Linked DNA regions of Homo sapiens: region 1 is linked to region 2. Evidence: read pairs that join two places in POLR2A ChIA-PET (ENCODE). Cell type or tissue: OCI-LY7. All regions are shown on one strand. Links, peaks and the distances in the headings refer to the core of each region. The heading gives the core; the rest is flanking DNA.

Region 1 (8,329 bases), core at 161-8,160, 160 kb after region 2:
AGTTATGTAATTTGGGCTTCCTCAACAAGACTGTAAGCTCCTAGAGGGCGAGGGAGCGTGTCTTCTGCTGCTTCTGTCTGCCTTATAGCACCTACAGAAGAACCCAGCATGGTCATGTGAGTAAATCCTTGGTGACTTGCCTTCTAGGCTCACAAGTTCAATGTGAGCTCTTTCTCCGGGGAAGGATGAGAACAAGGAGAGTACAGCTCAGTTGGCTGTGTGGTCTCAGTATGGACCTAGTCTTGGGGCTCTTGCATGCCAGGGAGGGAGAAGGGCCAGTGATCCCAGACCCTTTGGTACTCCTTTATCCTCTCTATCCACACAGAACCCCCCTCATTCCACTTCCCCTTCTTCCAAAGGCTCTTCCCCTCAGCAGTAACTATGAATAGCGAATAGTTTGGTAATCTGTGTGTCTGCTTATTATTCTGCTTATTTTCTCTCTTTGTTCCCTATGCATTCAGCCATGTCATTGTTACCCTCTATTGTGAATTTCTGAACAGCAGAGGCTTGGACTAGGCCTCTTATCCTCACATGGTTTGGGAACTTAATAAATGCTTGTTGGTGATGATGACAGTGAGGGACATTGCAGGGTGAGGGCCTGGGGCCCCAGAGACGAACAGCAGTTGGGTTGTGTAACACTCAGTGCCTTTCTTCTGCAGTTCTCAGCTTTCGTTTGCCTTCGGTTTCAGGCCCACCTGCCGTTTGCTGTCATTGGCAGCACAGAAGAACTGAAGATAGGCAACAAGATGATGAGGGCGCGGCAGTATCCTTGGGGCACTGTGCAGGGTGAGTGAGTCTCCGGGAAGGGCTACACACAGGAAGCCCCTTTTGTCTGTCTCTTTGTTTGTCCCCAGCCACTATATGACAAGTTTCTAAATTGTCCCAAGTCTCTGCTCATTCGGCATGGGTCCCAAATAGCCATAGGGGTCACTAGCAAGCTAACTCTGGCTCCATACTGGGATGCTCTGATGGGAGCAAGCTCCCTCTAATTTCTAATGGGAAAGGTATTCCTAAAACACAAGGACTTGCAAGGTAGGAAGGAGTGTGCGAAAAAGCATGTGTTCTTGCCCAAGTGCACCTGAAGAATGTTCACAGTAGTGTTGTTTGTAATGACAAATAATTACAAACAATTCAGATATTCTTTAAAATAGACTGGATAGGCCGGGCACAGTGGCTCACGCCTGTAATCCCAGCACTTTGGGAGGCCGAGGCGGGCGGATCACGAGGTCAGGAGATTGAGACCATCCTGGCCAACATGGTGAAACCCCATCTCTACTAAAAATACAAAAAAAAAAAAAAAAAAAAAAAAGACTGGATAGTGGGAGGGTGGGAGGGGGATAAGGGATTTAAAAAAACTACGTGTTGGGGCTGGGCGCGGTGGCTCACTCCTGTAATTCTAGCACTCTGGGAGGCCGAAGAAGGCGGATCACCTGAGGTCAGGAGCTCGAGACCAGCCTGGCCAACATGGTGAAACCCCGTTTCTACTAAAAATACAAAAAAAAAAAAATTAGTCAGGTATGGTGGCATGTGCCTGTAGTCCCAGCTACTCAGGAGGCTGAGGCAGGAGAATCGCTTGAACCCGGGAGGTAGAGATTGCAGTGAGCTGAGATTTTGCCACTGCATTCCAGCCTGGGCGACAGAGTGAGATTCAAAAAAAAAGAAAGAAAGAAACATACCATTGGATTCCCTTTGTATGAATTCCAAAAGGAGGCAAAACTAAACAAGATATATATTCTTAGGAATGCATACATAAGAGGTAAAACTATAAAGAAAAACAAAGGAATGATAATCCCCAAAGTCAGGAGAAGGATTAAGTCTCTGCCAGGGGAGTTGAGGGATAGAGGGGGATGAGATTGGGAAAGGGCACTCAGGGGCTTCCAAGGTACTGGTAATGTTTAACCTGAGTTGTGGAGACATTGGTGTTAATTTTTCAAAAATTCTTTAAATTGTACATACACATTTCATGCTCTTTGTATGTATGATTATTTCACAATTGAAAAGCAATTAGACATATTGTATTACACTCAGGAAAGTTCCTTCTGTGATCTGCCTGACATATGTTAACTTACCCTCAGGGCTAGTCAGTTCAGTGCACAAGACAAGGCCAAGGATGGCGCTGTGGGTAGAAGAGGTCTCTGGTCCTCAGAGTCTACAGCTAGAAACTGGGCCGTGGCTGATAGGGGCATCGTGTGAAAGAGTGGCTGGTTCTCTGTAAACTCATCCCTACCACTGGGGAAACACCTGAAAGTGGATGGCGAGTTGTCCACATCACATACGAAGGCTGGCATGTTTTAGGACACCCCACACACCCACTGGCAATAGCTGGATTTTCCATAGGTAGGACAAGACTGGTTATCAGAGCTGTGCTAAGTTCTGGTCTTCTCTGCTGTTCGGAGCTGGGGATGCTCCACTAGGAACGTTTGCAAATGGTTTCTGGACCCACAGTGTCCCACCCTGGGAATGGACTTGTGGTCTGAGAAACAGGAACCTGAAGTGAGACGAGGAGAAGCCAGTAGACATGGTTCCAATGACTTATTTCATCTGATGTGGACTACTCTGAACCTAAACAGAAAAGGGGGTTTTGAAAGTTTTTCTTGTAAGTCTAAGTTGACTGTTCCGCTTGAATGAGGAAGAAGTTGTATATTGCTCAGGCAGCCTGCAGGGCCCTCGGAGGCACTCCTTCTGACTCACCATTAGAGATCACTGTCCAGAGATGGAGGAGGAGATGGCATATAGCATAGTCCTGAGAAGTTGTCTTACTGATGTCATCTTTAATATTAGCCTGTGTTCTATGACAGCAGGGGGCTTTATTCCTAATTCAGTGGGTCTTAAGCAGAGGGATTATGTGAGCTGATTCGGGCTTTGGAAAGATTAATGACCACAAGGTAGTCTGCTTCAACTATGGCTGACCCACTTATCCCAGACCCTTCTCTGCCCTCACTACCCTCTTCCAGACCCTGCAAGACAGAATCTGGGGTGATTGCCTGTTCACTTCAGACACCATTTTTCCTACTTGTTCAGGGCAAATACCACCATCCGACACAGTGAAGCCATACCTGTAGCCACCTTGACAAAGTGCTCCTCGTGACCTGGTCCAGCCAGAAATCGATTTTGCTATGACTTGGTCCACATCTGTCATTCTTGACCACTGCCCCAAATTGCAGACCTTTGCTTGCACTCTTTTGAGGAGGGGACTTGTTCACACAGGCCAGAAAGTGGGGTCCCCTTGCTCCTAGTCACCACTGCTACTGTCAGGCCATTATCTACCTTCTAAAGAAACCACCTCCTTGGAAGCTTCTACCATCCAGGTGGGCCATGCCTGCGGTCCACACCCCTCCTTGTCACTGTCATCTATCAATATCCTAGTTCTTTCCCCTTATTCTTTGGAGACTTTGTCACCTCCCCTACATTGCCTGGGTTTGAACCCTAATTCTGCAACTTACTAGCTACATAACCTTGCCTAGCCTCATTGACACTTTGCAAACACCATTCCCTTCTCTGGCTGATAAATTGCTATTCTTCCTTCCAGAGTCATCTTAGAGATTTTCTCTTCGGTGAAGTCTTCACTTTCCCAGGAGTTCTTAGGTTCCCCTCTTCTGAGCTTTATTGCAACTTGGCTATCCCTCTATTTTTGTAGTTGTGCACTGAATTGTATTTGTCTATTTGTATCTATTCTTCCTCTAAACTATAAGCTCCTGAGAGCAAGATTCCATCACTTCGTTTCTGAATTCCCAGTGCCTCACACAATACTGGGAACAGAGATTCCACAAATATTGATTGGATGGATGGATGGATGGATGGATGGATGGATGGATGGATGGATAGATAGATGGATGGATGAGTGGATGGATGGATGGATAGATGGATGGATGGATGGATGGATGAGTGGATGGATGGATGGATGGATGGATGGATGGATAGATGGATGGATGGATGAGTGGATGGATGGATGGATGGATGGACAGATGCATATATGCTGTTGTCCTACAAGTGGTGCAGACCAAACATTCTTTTGAGGGTTCTGACTGCTGAATTTAGATTGTGGTGCTACTGACTGTCTTAATAAGTATTTTTATGATATCACAGTTTTTCATTACTGGCATTTTTGTAACCTTTCATTTACATTTTCAGTAGAAAAGAGAGGAGGTAAATTTGCAGGATCTAAATACACAGATTGCAAGGCAACGTCACTGTTAGACATTTTGCCTCTCGTTTCATCCATTTCTGCTTCTGCTGGCCTTCCTTTCAACATACTTTCAATACCCCAAATCCTGCTATGCAGTTGAAAACGAGGCCCACTGCGACTTTGTGAAGCTGCGGGAGATGCTGATTCGGGTCAACATGGAGGATCTGCGGGAGCAGACCCACACCCGGCACTATGAGCTGTATCGCCGCTGTAAGCTGGAGGAGATGGGCTTCAAGGACACCGACCCTGACAGCAAACCCTTCAGGTACCGCTCCTGCCAGCCCAGCCCAGCCCAGCCCAGCTCAGCTCAGCCCACTCAGGTGGTGTGGAAGCCTTCCCCTGGAGAATTCACAGGGGAGGCGAGACACGGGTGCTAAGACCTCAAGGAGCAGGGGCGACTCACTTGCCAGTTCTGCTTGCCTGTTCACCCTTTGCCTCTGCACACCTGCCAGGAGAGCTGTGGGGAGCAGGCTTGGGAAGTACCGCCGCCTTGCTTTTAAGGGCAAGGGAAGGGAGGATGCCCAGAGGACCAGCAAGGCTGATCACCACACACACATGCACGCATCCATGACAGCTCCAAGCAGCTGCGCTGGGGGGAATCCCCAAGCTGGGGCCCTGTTCCACGAGGTGGCAGTTGGTAACTGTCCTCTGCCCCTCTTTCTTCATCAGGCTCCTGGCGCTCAGACAGGTTTCTAGTCTGTTCTTTACCCATTTCCCCATTCTCAAACCCAGATAGGACCAGGTAGCATGCCCTTGCCATGCATCGATGAACTGCAGGCTCTCCAATTGCTGTCCTTAGTGTCTGCATTCAAGTGCAAGTTCTGTTTTGACCGCAGGATGTTGATCATCACTGCCATATTTCTTAAATCAGAATGCTTTTAGAGAAGGGGAATGTTTTTGAAAGCAGGTTATTATGCAGAGAGGAGTAATGCGCCAAGTAGAAGTGTCTGATCTATATGCGTGATGTGTGAAATAAGCCCCACAGTTGAAATTACCACGTGGTGCCCTTTATGGTGGTCAGGCATTAATAAGCAAGTGAGGGAGATGTCTACCAGTTAAAAAGGCTTTCAAAGAGCCTCTGAGATCTTACTCTACCTGTGCACAGCCTAAAGCTGGCCTGGAGTCAGAGCCTAACCAGTCCCTTGGGGATATTTGCTTCAGGAGGGACAGGCTCATGCCCTATATACTGACAGGTGGGGCTGGGGGAAGCCATGCTTGTCTTTTTCTGGTGGGAGCTCCCTGGCTGTCTTCCCCACCTGCAGCTTTCATCTGCATTTGTAGAGGAGTAGGTGTGCCTCCACCTGGTCATTTTGTCTCCTTCCCTCCTCCTTCACTCCATCCTGAATACCTCTGTTTCCTGTGTCTTCGCCTTCTTCACTCCTTCTCTGCCAGCTCCTTCCCATGCTGCATGTAAGCATTCTTGTGCTGAAGAAACTCTCCCTTAACCCTGCTCTTTCTTACCAGCCTCTGTCCTGTCAAGAAGTCCTTGACAGGATGAGGAGAAAGAGTTGTTCTATGTTTACTGGTTCCTCTTCCCCATCTCTCATTCATTCCTCAATCCACTGCAGTCTGGCTTCTGTCCCCAGCATAACCACTCAAATGCCTCTCTCCAAGGCCAGGAATCGCAGACTTGTGGCCAAGTTCAATGTGGCCTTTGGTTTCCATCTTATTTGATATCAACGCAGCACTTTATGCCATTCCCCACTGCCTCCTTGAAATGCTCTCTGCCTTTGGCTTTTCTAGCACTGGCCTGGCTGATTCTATTCCTATCTCTCCTACTATTTCTTCTCAGCCTCCTTTGCAGGCTCGTTTTCTTCACCTTACTCCTTTAAATGTTGATATACCCCCCGGGATTCTTTCCTAGAGCCTCTGCTCCTTTCACTTTCTGTTCTCTTTGCAGCTGGTTCTTTCTACTCTCACAGCCCTAATTACCACCTAGAAGTAGATGGTTCCCAAGCTAGTCTTACTTCTGAGGTCTAAACCCATTAATCCAACTGCATCCTGGATGTCCACTCAGACATCCCATAGAGGACCTCCCCGAAAATCAAGCTCTGTACAAATTCATCTTCTGCCCTCTTAAGCATGTGTCTCCAACATTCCCTGTTGCCATTCATGATACCACCATCCACCTGGTTGCCCAAGGATAATCAGAATTACCTTTGGCTCCTCCCAAGTCCTGGGAGTTCTGCTTCCCTTACTGCTCCCTCCATTCCCTCCCAGCCCTTAACATTAAGATCCTATCACTTCTTCTTTTCTTTTCTTTCTTTTTTTTTTTTTTTTTTTGAGACAGAGTCTTGCTCTATCGCCCAGGCTGGAGTACAATGGCACAATCTCGGCTCACTGCAATCTTGGCTTCCCGGGTTCAAGCGATTCTCCTGCCTCAGCCTCCCCAGTAGCTGGGATTACAGGCGCCCACCACCTCACCCAGCTAATTTTTGTATTTTTATTAGAGATGGGGTTTCACCATATTGGCCAGGCTGGTCTTGAACTCCTGACCTCAAGTGATCTACCCACCTTGGCCTCCCAAAGTGCTGAGATTACAGGCATGAGCCACCACACCTGGCCAAGATCCTGTCACTTCTTACTTGGATTGATGGACAGTCTATCCTTCCCACAGCACAGCCGGAATGGTCCTTCTCATTTTCAAATTGGATCTAGTACTACTTCCTGCTTTAAAACCATGCAGTGTGTACATATCCAATTTTTAAATATGGCATTCAAAGCCTGTTCTCTTCCTCCAGGCTCAGGAACTTTGTCTGCCTCTACTCCACCACTGCCATGGTGCTCTCTGGCCATGTTGAACCATACCTGGCTCCCCAAGAATGTCATTCTCTCTTCACACCTGCTTTCTTACATGCTGCCCTCTTTGGATCACAGTTCCACCTCTTCTTCACCAGGCTATTGCTTTTTTTTTTTTTTTTTTGAGATGGAGTCTCACTCTGTCACACAGGCTGGAGTGCAGTGGCGCAATCTCGGCTCACTTCAACCTTCGCCTAGCAGGTTCAAGTGATTCTCCTGCCTCAGCCTCCCGAGTAGCTGGGATTACTGGCGCCCACTACGACGCCTGGCTAATTTTTTGTATTTTTTAGTAGAGATGGGGTTTCACCATGTTGGCCAGGCTGGTCTCGAACTCCTGACCTCAGGTGATCCACCCGTCTTGGCCTCCCAGAGTGCTGGAATTACAGGCGTGAGCCACTGCACCCAGCCTATCTCCTATTTCTTTAAAAATAAGCTTAGGCCAGGGGCATCTCCCACTAGACCATGAGTTCCTTGATGGCAGGTATGATGGCTGTTGGCTCTAGAGGCTGAGTGACTAGCATCATGTCAATTAGTACTGAGTCTAGCACATATGGAGTCTCCTCAAGCATTTGTTGAAATAGTTCATTAATGTGGTCAGTTTCAGAGCCAGGGCCTGGCAGCATTGTGCAGTGGGAAAACCCAGATGAAGAGACAGGAGACTCAGCTTCTGGTCAAAGTTCTCCCTCTAACTAGCCGTGGGGCCTTGAGTAAGACACCTCACCTCTCTGGGCCTCAGTTTTCTCATCCGTAGAACAAGAGTATAGAACCAGATATTCTAAGTCTCTCCAGTTCACTAGGGTTGCCCCATCCCCCTCCAGAATCCCTGTGGGCATGCTGTCATGGGCCAAGCCAGGTGCCCACAGCTTTGTGGTTCTATTTTTGTACCTGGCTCACAACTGGGGAAGGGAGGACAGAGGAACCCAGTGAGGATCTTTGGGGCCAGTTTTATCAAATAGGAATCATTCCAAAGGAAGAAGAATTAACCTGACCATGTTCGCAGTTTACAGGAGACATATGAGGCCAAAAGGAACGAGTTCCTAGGGGAACTCCAGAAAAAAGAAGAGGAGATGAGACAGATGTTCGTCCAGCGAGTCAAAGAGAAAGAAGCGGAGCTCAAAGAGGCAGAGAAAGAGGTAAATGTGAGCCTGGTGATTATTAAAATGTCAAGAAACAACAGCTGCTGGTGAGACTGTGGAAAAATAGGAACGCTTTTACACTGTTGGTGTGAATGTAAATTACTTCAACCACTGTGGAAGACAGTGTGGTGATTCCTCAAAGACCTAGAATCAGAAATGCCATTCGACCCAGCAATCCTATAGATCACTTTATTATAAAGATACACAC
Region 2 (8,329 bases), core at 85-8,084:
GATGTATGGATTTGGAATTCATCCATTTTTAGGGGTCCATTGAAGTCATGACCATGGATTCTGTCACTTTATGGGGAGAGAGTGAAGTAGGAACAGAAGCAGACCTAGGGCCCAGCCTTAAAGAACTCTTAACATTACACAGAGGTAAGGAAATGTATCTACAAAGACAGAAAGAATAGCCAGAGTAGGAGAAATACCAGAAGACTCCGGTGTTACTTAATCCAAGAGAAAAGTGTTTCAAGGAGGAGGAGTGGCCAGCAAGGTTGGCCACTAAAAATACGGCTGGGCGTGGTGGCTCATGCTTGAAATGCCAGCACTTCGGGAGGCCGAGGCGGGAGGATCACTTGAGGTCAGGACTTCAAGACCAGCTTGGCCAACATGGTGAAACCCCACCCCTACTAAAAATACAAAAATTAGCCGGGCGTGGTAGTGCACATCTGCAATCCAAGCTACTTGGGAGGCTGAGGCAGGAGAATTGCTTGAACCTGAGAGATGGAGGTTGCAGTGAGCCAAGATCGCGCCACTGCACTGCTGCCTGGGTGACAGACTGAGACTCTGTCTCAAAAAAATAAACACCAAAAAAAAAAAAAAAGAAAAAATATTAAAAATACAAAAGTCAGCCAGGCGTGTTGGCACAAGCCTGTGGTCCCAGCTACTCAGGAGGCTGTGTCAGGAGAATTGCTTGAACCCAGGAGGCAGAGGTTGCAGTGAGCCAAGATCACACCAGTGCACTCCAGCCTGGGCAAGAGAGCAAGACTCTGTCAAGAAGAAAGAAAGGAAGGAGGAAAAAAATGGAAAGGAAGGAAGGAAGGAAAAAGAAAGAAAAGAGGAAAGAAAGGGAGGGAGGGAGGAAGGGAAAGAAAGAAAAGGGAGGGAGGGAGGGAGGGAAGAAAGGAAGGAAGGAAAAAAGGAAAGAAGGAAGGAAGGAGAGAAAGGGAGAAAGAGAAAAAGGAGGAGGAAGGAAGGAGAAAGAGAAAGGAAGGAAAGAAAAGAGAAAGAAAAGGGAGGGAGGGAGAAAGGAAGGGAAAGAGAAGAAGGAAGGAAGGAAAAGGAAATAAGGAAAGAAGGAAGGAGAAAGAAAAAAGAAAGAAGGAGGGAGGGAGGGAAAGAGAAGGAGGGAGGGAGGGAAAGAGAAAGAGAGAGAAAGAAAAAGAAAAAGAGAAAGAAAAGGAAGCAAGGAAAAGAGTGAGAGGGAGGGAAGGAGGAAGGAAAGAGGGAAGGAGAGAGGGAGGGAGGGAGGAATGAAAGAAGGAAGGAAGGAAAAAAGGAAGGAAAGGAGGGAGAGAGAAGAGGGAGGGAGGAAGGAAGGAAAGAAGGAAGGAAAGGAAAGAAGGAAAGAAGGAAGGAAAGAAAGAAAAAAAGGAGAAAGGAAAGAAAGAAAGAAAAAAAAAGAAAGAGAAAGAGAAAGAAAAATGAGCCGGGCATGAGAGCTCTTCCAGGTAATCCTAGCATTTGGGAGGCTGAGGTGGGAGCATCACTTGAACTTAGGAGTTCGAGACTAGCCTGGGCAACATAGTGAGACCCTGTCTCTATTAAAAAAAATAAAAAATGTTGGCCTGGCACAGTGCCTCACACCTGTAATTCTAGCACTTTGGGAGGCCAAGGTGGGATGATTGCTTGAGCTCAGGAGTTCAAGACCAGCCTGGGCAATATAGTGAGACCCCACTTCTAAAAAAAATGAAATACTGATTCATGCTACAACATGGATGAACCTTGAAAACATTATGCTAAGTGAAAGAAAGCAGACACAAAAGGCTACATATTGTGTCTCCATTTATATAAAATATCCAGAATAGGCAAATCCACAGAGACGGAAAATAGATTAGTGGTTTCCTAGGGCTGAGAGAAGAGTGGGAATGAAAGAGTGACTGCTAGGCCAGGCACGGTGGCTCACATCTGTAATCCTAGCACTTTGGGAGGCTGAGGCGGGTGGATCACCTGAGGTCAAGAGTTCAAGACCAGCTGGGCCAACATGGCAAAACCCCATCTCCACTAAAAATACAAAATTAGCCAGGCGTGGTGGCACATGCCTGTAATCCCAGCTACTTGGGAGGCTGAGGTAGGAGAATCACTAGAACCCAGGAGGCGGAGGTTGCAGTGAGCTGAGTTCATGCCACTGCACTCCAGCCTGGGTGACAGAGACTCTATCTCAAAAATAAATAAAATAAAATAAAATAGTGGCCGGTGCGGTGGCTGACACCTGTAATCCCAGCACTCTGGGAGGCCGAGGTGGGCAGATCACCTGAGGTCAGGAGTTCAAGACCAGCGTGGCCAACATGGTGAAACCCTGCCTCTACTAAAAATACAAAAATTAGCTGGGTGTGGTGGTGCATGCCTGTAATCCCAGCTACTTGGGAGGTTGGGGCAGGAGAATCGCTTGAACTCGGGAGGCCGAGGTTGCAGTGAGCTGAGATCACGCCATTGCACTCCAGCCTGACAGAGCAAGACTCTGTCTCAAAAATAAAATAAAATAAAAAAACGGTGATTTTCATATTACGTGAATTGTATCTCACTTAAAGAATGGGAGAGAAGTTGGAAACAGTGAATGAAGACAAATCTTTACCAGGGTTTTGTTGTAAAGGGAAGGAGAAGAAGAAGTAGCTGGCAAGGGAGTTGGAGTAAAAAGCAGCTTTTTTAAGATGACAGCATATTTATTTGTATGTTGATGGGAATAATGCAGTGAACAGCAAGGACAGAAAGGGAAGACTAGTCAGAGCAGGGTTGTTGAATGGGCGAGAGAGGTTTGGATCTAGGGCACAAGCGAGCAGACAGGCCGGACATAGTTCAAACGTTTCATTCACAGTAACAGAGGGATGGGGGAATAGTCACGTGGAGGTGTTGGCAGATAGCATGTGTGGATGGGCTGTGGGAGTTCTCTTGTGATTGCTTAAATTTTCTCAGTGACTAGGAAGCCAGGTCCTCAACTGAGTGTGAGAATGGAGGAAGAAGGGTTGCAGGTTTGAGGAGGGAGAGGAGAGTCTTGACATAATTATCTAGGCCTAGGCTCAGCAAATTACAGCCTATGGACCAAACCTGGCCACTGCGTGTTTTTGTACAGCCTGAGAGCTAAGAATGGTTTCTGTATTTTTGAATGGTTGAAAAAAATCAAAAGAATATTTTGGGACACATGACAATTCTATTGAATTTAAATTTTAGTATCTGTAACTAAAGTTTTCTTGGAACCCAGCCACACCGTTCATTTACATATTGTCCTGCAGCTTTCATCCTGCAACAGCAGAGTTGAGTAGTCGCAACAGACACTGTATGTCATCTGCAAAGCCTAAAATATTTACTATCAGAAAAAGTTTGCTGACCAGGCGTGGTGGCTCATGCCTGTAATCCCAGCACTTTGGGAGGCTGAGGCGGGCAGATCACCTGAGGTCAGGAGTTGGAGACCAGCCTGGCCAACATGGCGAAACCCCGTCTCTACTAAAAATACAAAAATTAGCGGGCATGGTGGTAGGTGTCTGTAATCCCAGCTACTCCAGAGGCTGAGGCAGGAGAACTGCTTGAACCTGGGAGGCGGAGGTTACAGTGAGCCGAGATCGTGCCACTGCACTCCAGCCTAGGCGACAAGAGCGAGACTCTGTTTCAAAAAAAAAAAAGCATAATTTTAACAACCGCCCCCACGAGCCTTCTTGTTTCCACTATTGTCCCCATCCCCATCTACTCTCCAGCTGGCCAAAGGATCTTTTTAAAATACTTACATAATTGGCCAGGCACGGTGGCTTATGCCTGTAATCCCAGCACTTTGGGAGGCCGAGGTGAGATCGCTTGAAGTCAGGAGTTCGAGATCAGCCTGGACAATGTGGTGAGACCCCGTCTCTACCAAAATACAAAAAATTGGGTTGGCAGCACGCACCTGTAGTCCCAGCTACTTAGGGGCCTGAGGTTGGAGGATGGCTTGAGCCGGGGAAGTGGGGGTTGCAGGGAGCTGAGAATATACCACTGCACTCCAGCCGGGGTGATAGAGCAAGACCCTGCCTCCAAAAACAACAACATCAACAACAACAAATATATAATTGCCACTTACTCTTACCCTTTAAAAGCTTTCAAGGCTCCCAATTGCCTTCAGCAGTAATTTTGAAAATCCACCCTCAAACAAGAAGGGTCGGGCCAAACAATGAAGATGTAAACTGCCCTGTGGAGTCTGTTCTTTGATGTTGTCTCTTTGATGTATTAGCGTTTGTTCATTCATTCACCAAATATTTACTGCGCATCTACTATGTGTCAGGCACTGTTCCAGGCTCAGGGAATACAGCAGTGAACAAAATACACAATCCATGACCTCATGGAGCTTACATTCTAGGCAGGGAGTCAAACAATAAATAAAATATATGTTATCTCAGGTAAGTAATATGGAGAAAAATAAAGCAGTAGTAGGGGTAGGGAGTGCTGAGTGGGGGCCAGGGGTTGCAAATTTTTTTTAGAGAGAGTCTCACTCTGTCACCCAGGCTGGAGTGCAGTGGCTCAATCACTGCTGACTGTAGCCTCGAACTCCCCAGGCTCAGGTGAGCCTCCCACCTCAGCTTCCTGAGTAGCTGGGACTACAGGCATGTGCCACCACACCCAGCTAATCTTTGCATTTTTCTTGTAGAGGCGGAGGTCTCACCATGTTGCCCAGGATGGTCTCAAACTTCTGGGCTCAAGCCCAGAATGCTGGGCCTTGACCTCCCAAAATGCTGGGATTATAGGTGTGAGCCACTGCGCCCGACCTGGGGTTTGCAATTTTACTTTATTTTATTTTATTTTACTTTATTTTATTTTTGAGACAGAGTGTCCCTCTGTCTCCCAGGCTGGAGTGGAGTGGCATGATCTCAGCTCACTGTAACCTCCACCTCCCGAGTCCCGGTTCAAGCAATTCTCCTGTCTAAGCCTCCTGAGTAGCTGGGATTACAGGCACACACTATCATGCCCAGCTAATTTTTTGTATTTTCAGTAGAGATGGGGTTTCACCATGTTGGCCAGGCTGGTCTCGAACTCCTGACCTCATGATCTGCCCGCCTCAGCCTCCCAAAGTGCTGGGATTACAGGCGTGAGCCATCGCGCCCGGCCGAGCTGCAATTTTAGATAGATAGAGTGGTTAGGGAAAGCCTCACTGAGGTGACATTGGAAAAAAGACCTAAGGAGACTGATGAAGGAAGCCATGAAGGCGTGGGGACATCTAGGGGAAGAGCTTCCAGGTAGCGAGAAGAGCAAGTGCAAAGGCCCTGAGCTGAGAACTGCCCAGTATGGCCAAAGCCCAGTGAACTGATGGTGAGAGCAGTGGGAGATAAGGTCACAGAGGTGAGGTGGAAGGGGCTGATGTGGAAGCGTATGCCTGTTGTGAGAACTTGAATCTTTAATTTTTTTCTTCTTTTTATATTTTTTTTGGAGATAGAGTCTTGCTCTGTTACTCAGGCTGGAGTACAGTGGTGTGATCTCATCTTACTGCAGCCTTGACCTTCCGGGCTCAAGCAATCCTCCCACCTCAGCCTCCTGAATAGCTGAGACCACAGGTGTGTGCCCCGACATCCGGCTAATTTTTTAACGTTTCGTAGCGACAGGGTCTCCCTATGTCGCCCAGGCTGGGGCACTTAGATATTTACTGGAGTGAAATGAGCCATTAAGAACCACTAAATAGGCCAGGCACAGTGGCTCATGCCTGCAATCCCAGCACTTTGGGAGGCAGAAGGGGGCAGATCCCTTGAGCTCAGGAGTTCAAGACCAACATGGCCAACATACACCCCCATCTCTATTAAAAACACAAAAATTAGCCGGGTGTGGTGGCATGTGCCTGTAGTCCCAGCCATTTGAGAGGCTGAGGCACAGGAATCACTTGAACTCAGGAGGTGGAGGTTGCAGTGACCTGAGATCATGCCACTGCGCTCCAGCCTGGGTGACAGAGCAAGACTTAGTCTCAAAAAAATGAAAAATAAAAAGGAGCCACTAAATACAGTGACATGATCAGGCTTAGGTTTTAACAGGGTCATTGACTGCTGTGTTGAGAAGAAACTGTAGAGGGGCAGGGCCAGAAGAAGGGGGAAGAGTTTGAAGGATTTTGCAGTAATCCAAGTGAGAGATGAACGACGGTGGGGGAAATGAGCACTGAATTCGAGAAACATTTTTGAGACAGCTGACAGGATTTGCTGAGACTGGATTAAGGGTGTAACAGAGAAGAGTCAATGGTGAGTTTCTATATAAAATGGCTTTTAAAACAAAGAGCCATTCTGTTAAAGAAGTCTGCAAACTACATCGGGCGTGGTGGCTCACGCCTGTAATCCCAGCACTTTGGGAGGCTGAGGCGGGTGGATCACTTGAGGTCAGGAGTTTGAGACCAGACTGGCCAACATGGTGAAACCCATCTCTACTAAAAATACAAAAATTAGCTGGGGATGGTAGCATGTGTCTGTAATCCCAGCCACTTGGGAGGCTGAGGCAGGAGAATTGCTTGAACCAGGGAGGTGGAGGTTGCAGTGAGTGGAGATAATACCATTGCACTCCAGCCTAGGCGACAGAGCGAGACTCTGTCTCAAAAAAATAAAAATAAAAGAAAGAAAAAAAAAGAAGTCTGCAAATTGTTGGTCCCCAGGATAAAGCTCAGACTCCTAGGCTGGCTCTGGGAGGCCCTGGATACCTGTTCTTAGCATCTACACCTTTGCAGATATAATCGTCTCTCAGTATCCATGAAGGATTGGTTCCAGGATCTCTTTAATACCAAAACCCACTGATGTCCAAGTCCTTTATATAAAATTATGTAATATTTGCATATAACCTACACACATCCTCCTGTATACTTTAAGTCATCTCTTGTTTACTTATAATACCTAATGTAGTGTAAATGCTATGTAAATAATTATTATACTGTATTGTTTTTCATTTGTATTTATTTTTAGAGATAGGGTCTCACTACATTGCCCAGGCTGGACTTGAACTCCTGGGATCAAGCAATCTGCCTACCGCAGCCTCCCAAGTAGCTAGGACTACAGGTGCATGCTGCCACACCTGTCTATATTTGTATTATTTTTTATTGCTGCATTATTTTTTTCCAACTTTTTTTTTTTTTTTGAGACAGGGTCTCACTCTGTTGCCCAGGCTGAAGTGCAATGGTGCGATCTCGGCTCACTGAAACTTCCACCTCCTAGGTTCAAGCAATTCTCCTGCCTCAGCCTCCTGAATAGCTGTGATTGCAGGTGTGCCACCATTCCCGGCTAATTTTTGTATTTTTAGTAGAGACAGGGTTCTGCCATGTTGGCCAGGCTGGTCTCGAACTCCTGATCTAAGTTGATCCACCCGCCTCAGCCTCCCAAAGTGCTGGGATTACAGGTGGGAGCCACCACGCCCGGCCATTTTTCCAAATATACATTTTTTAACTTGGATTTTTTGGATTTTTATTGCTCATTTATTTAAGAGCAAGCATTTTCTTTCTGGTGACCAGAAGCAGCAGCAAATAAGCTTTTAAGTGCTTATGTCAATTATCCTTTTAATTCTTACTGCTTTTAGAAAGAGCACTTCTTGCTGGTTTTCCTTCTACCTTTCATGCCACCCTTTCTCAATTTTTTTTTTTTTTTTTTTGAGACGGAGTCTCCCTCTGTCACCAGGCTGAAGTACAGTGGCATGATCTCCACTCACTGCAACCTCCACCTCCCGGGTTCAAGCGATTCTCCTGCCTCAGCCTCCCGAGTAGCTGGGATTACAGGCGCCACCACCACACCCGGCTAATTTTTTGTATTTTTAGTAGAGACGAGATTTCACCATGTTGGTCAGGCTGGTCTCGAACTCCTGACCTCGTGATCCACCCGCCTCGGCCTCCCAAAGTGCTGGGATTATAGGCGTGAGCCACCGCGCCCAGCCCTCAATTTTTTGTTTGTTTTGAGACAGGGTCTCACTCTGTTGCTCAGGCTGGAGTGCAGTGGCACAATCATGGCTCACTGCAGCCTCGAACTCCTGGGCTCAAGCGCTCCTCCCTTCTCGCCTTCCAAGTAGCTGGAGCTACGGGCACGTGCCACCACATCCAGTGGCTAAATTTTGTATTTTTTGTAGAGAGTCTCACTATGTTGTCCAGGCTGATCTAAAACTCCTGGTCTCAACTATTCCTCCTTCCCCAGCCTTCCAAAATGCTGGGATTACAGGTGTTAGCCACTGCACCTGGCCCCTGCTTTGCTTTTCTTGATGACACCTCCTTCTGATGTGCCATGTAATTTACATATTTGTTGTCTAACTCCCCACTATAATTAAACTCAATGAAGGCAGAGTTTTTTTAGACTTGTATTTTGAAATAACAATAGATTCGCAAGAAGTTGCAAAGAAAGGGACTGAGAGGCCCTGTGTACCCTTTATCTAGTTTTCC

Evidence for each region. Peaks named below come from ENCODE experiments on the same cell type or tissue, not always from the same donor. Only the 100,000 strongest peaks of a DNase experiment are listed, where the experiment ranks them.
Region 1: POLR2A ChIA-PET joins it to region 2 with 6 read pairs; 7 of 35 experiments call an interaction of 5 or more read pairs at or near these places.

The regions. Positions count from the first base shown.
Region 1 is chrX:119,633,149-119,641,477 of GRCh38, reverse strand. It overlaps SEPTIN6 (septin 6), which reads left to right. Exons shown (of 11, transcript NM_145799.4): 6 at 690-786; 7 at 4,283-4,451; 8 at 7,986-8,118. Among named protein-coding and RNA genes, the nearest start is that of MIR766, 9.5 kb to the left of the region's middle. RefSeq lists enhancers at 2,107-2,156, 2,667-2,786. In OCI-LY7, for the core only: no CTCF peak of the experiment used is centred there; no DNase peak of the experiment used is centred there; H3K27ac peaks cover 527 bases.
Region 2 is chrX:119,794,699-119,803,027 of GRCh38, reverse strand. All of the region lies in intron 2 of LOC107985694 (a long non-coding RNA gene), which reads right to left. Among named protein-coding and RNA genes, the nearest start is that of RPL39, 7.2 kb to the right of the region's middle. In OCI-LY7, for the core only: no CTCF peak of the experiment used is centred there; no DNase peak of the experiment used is centred there.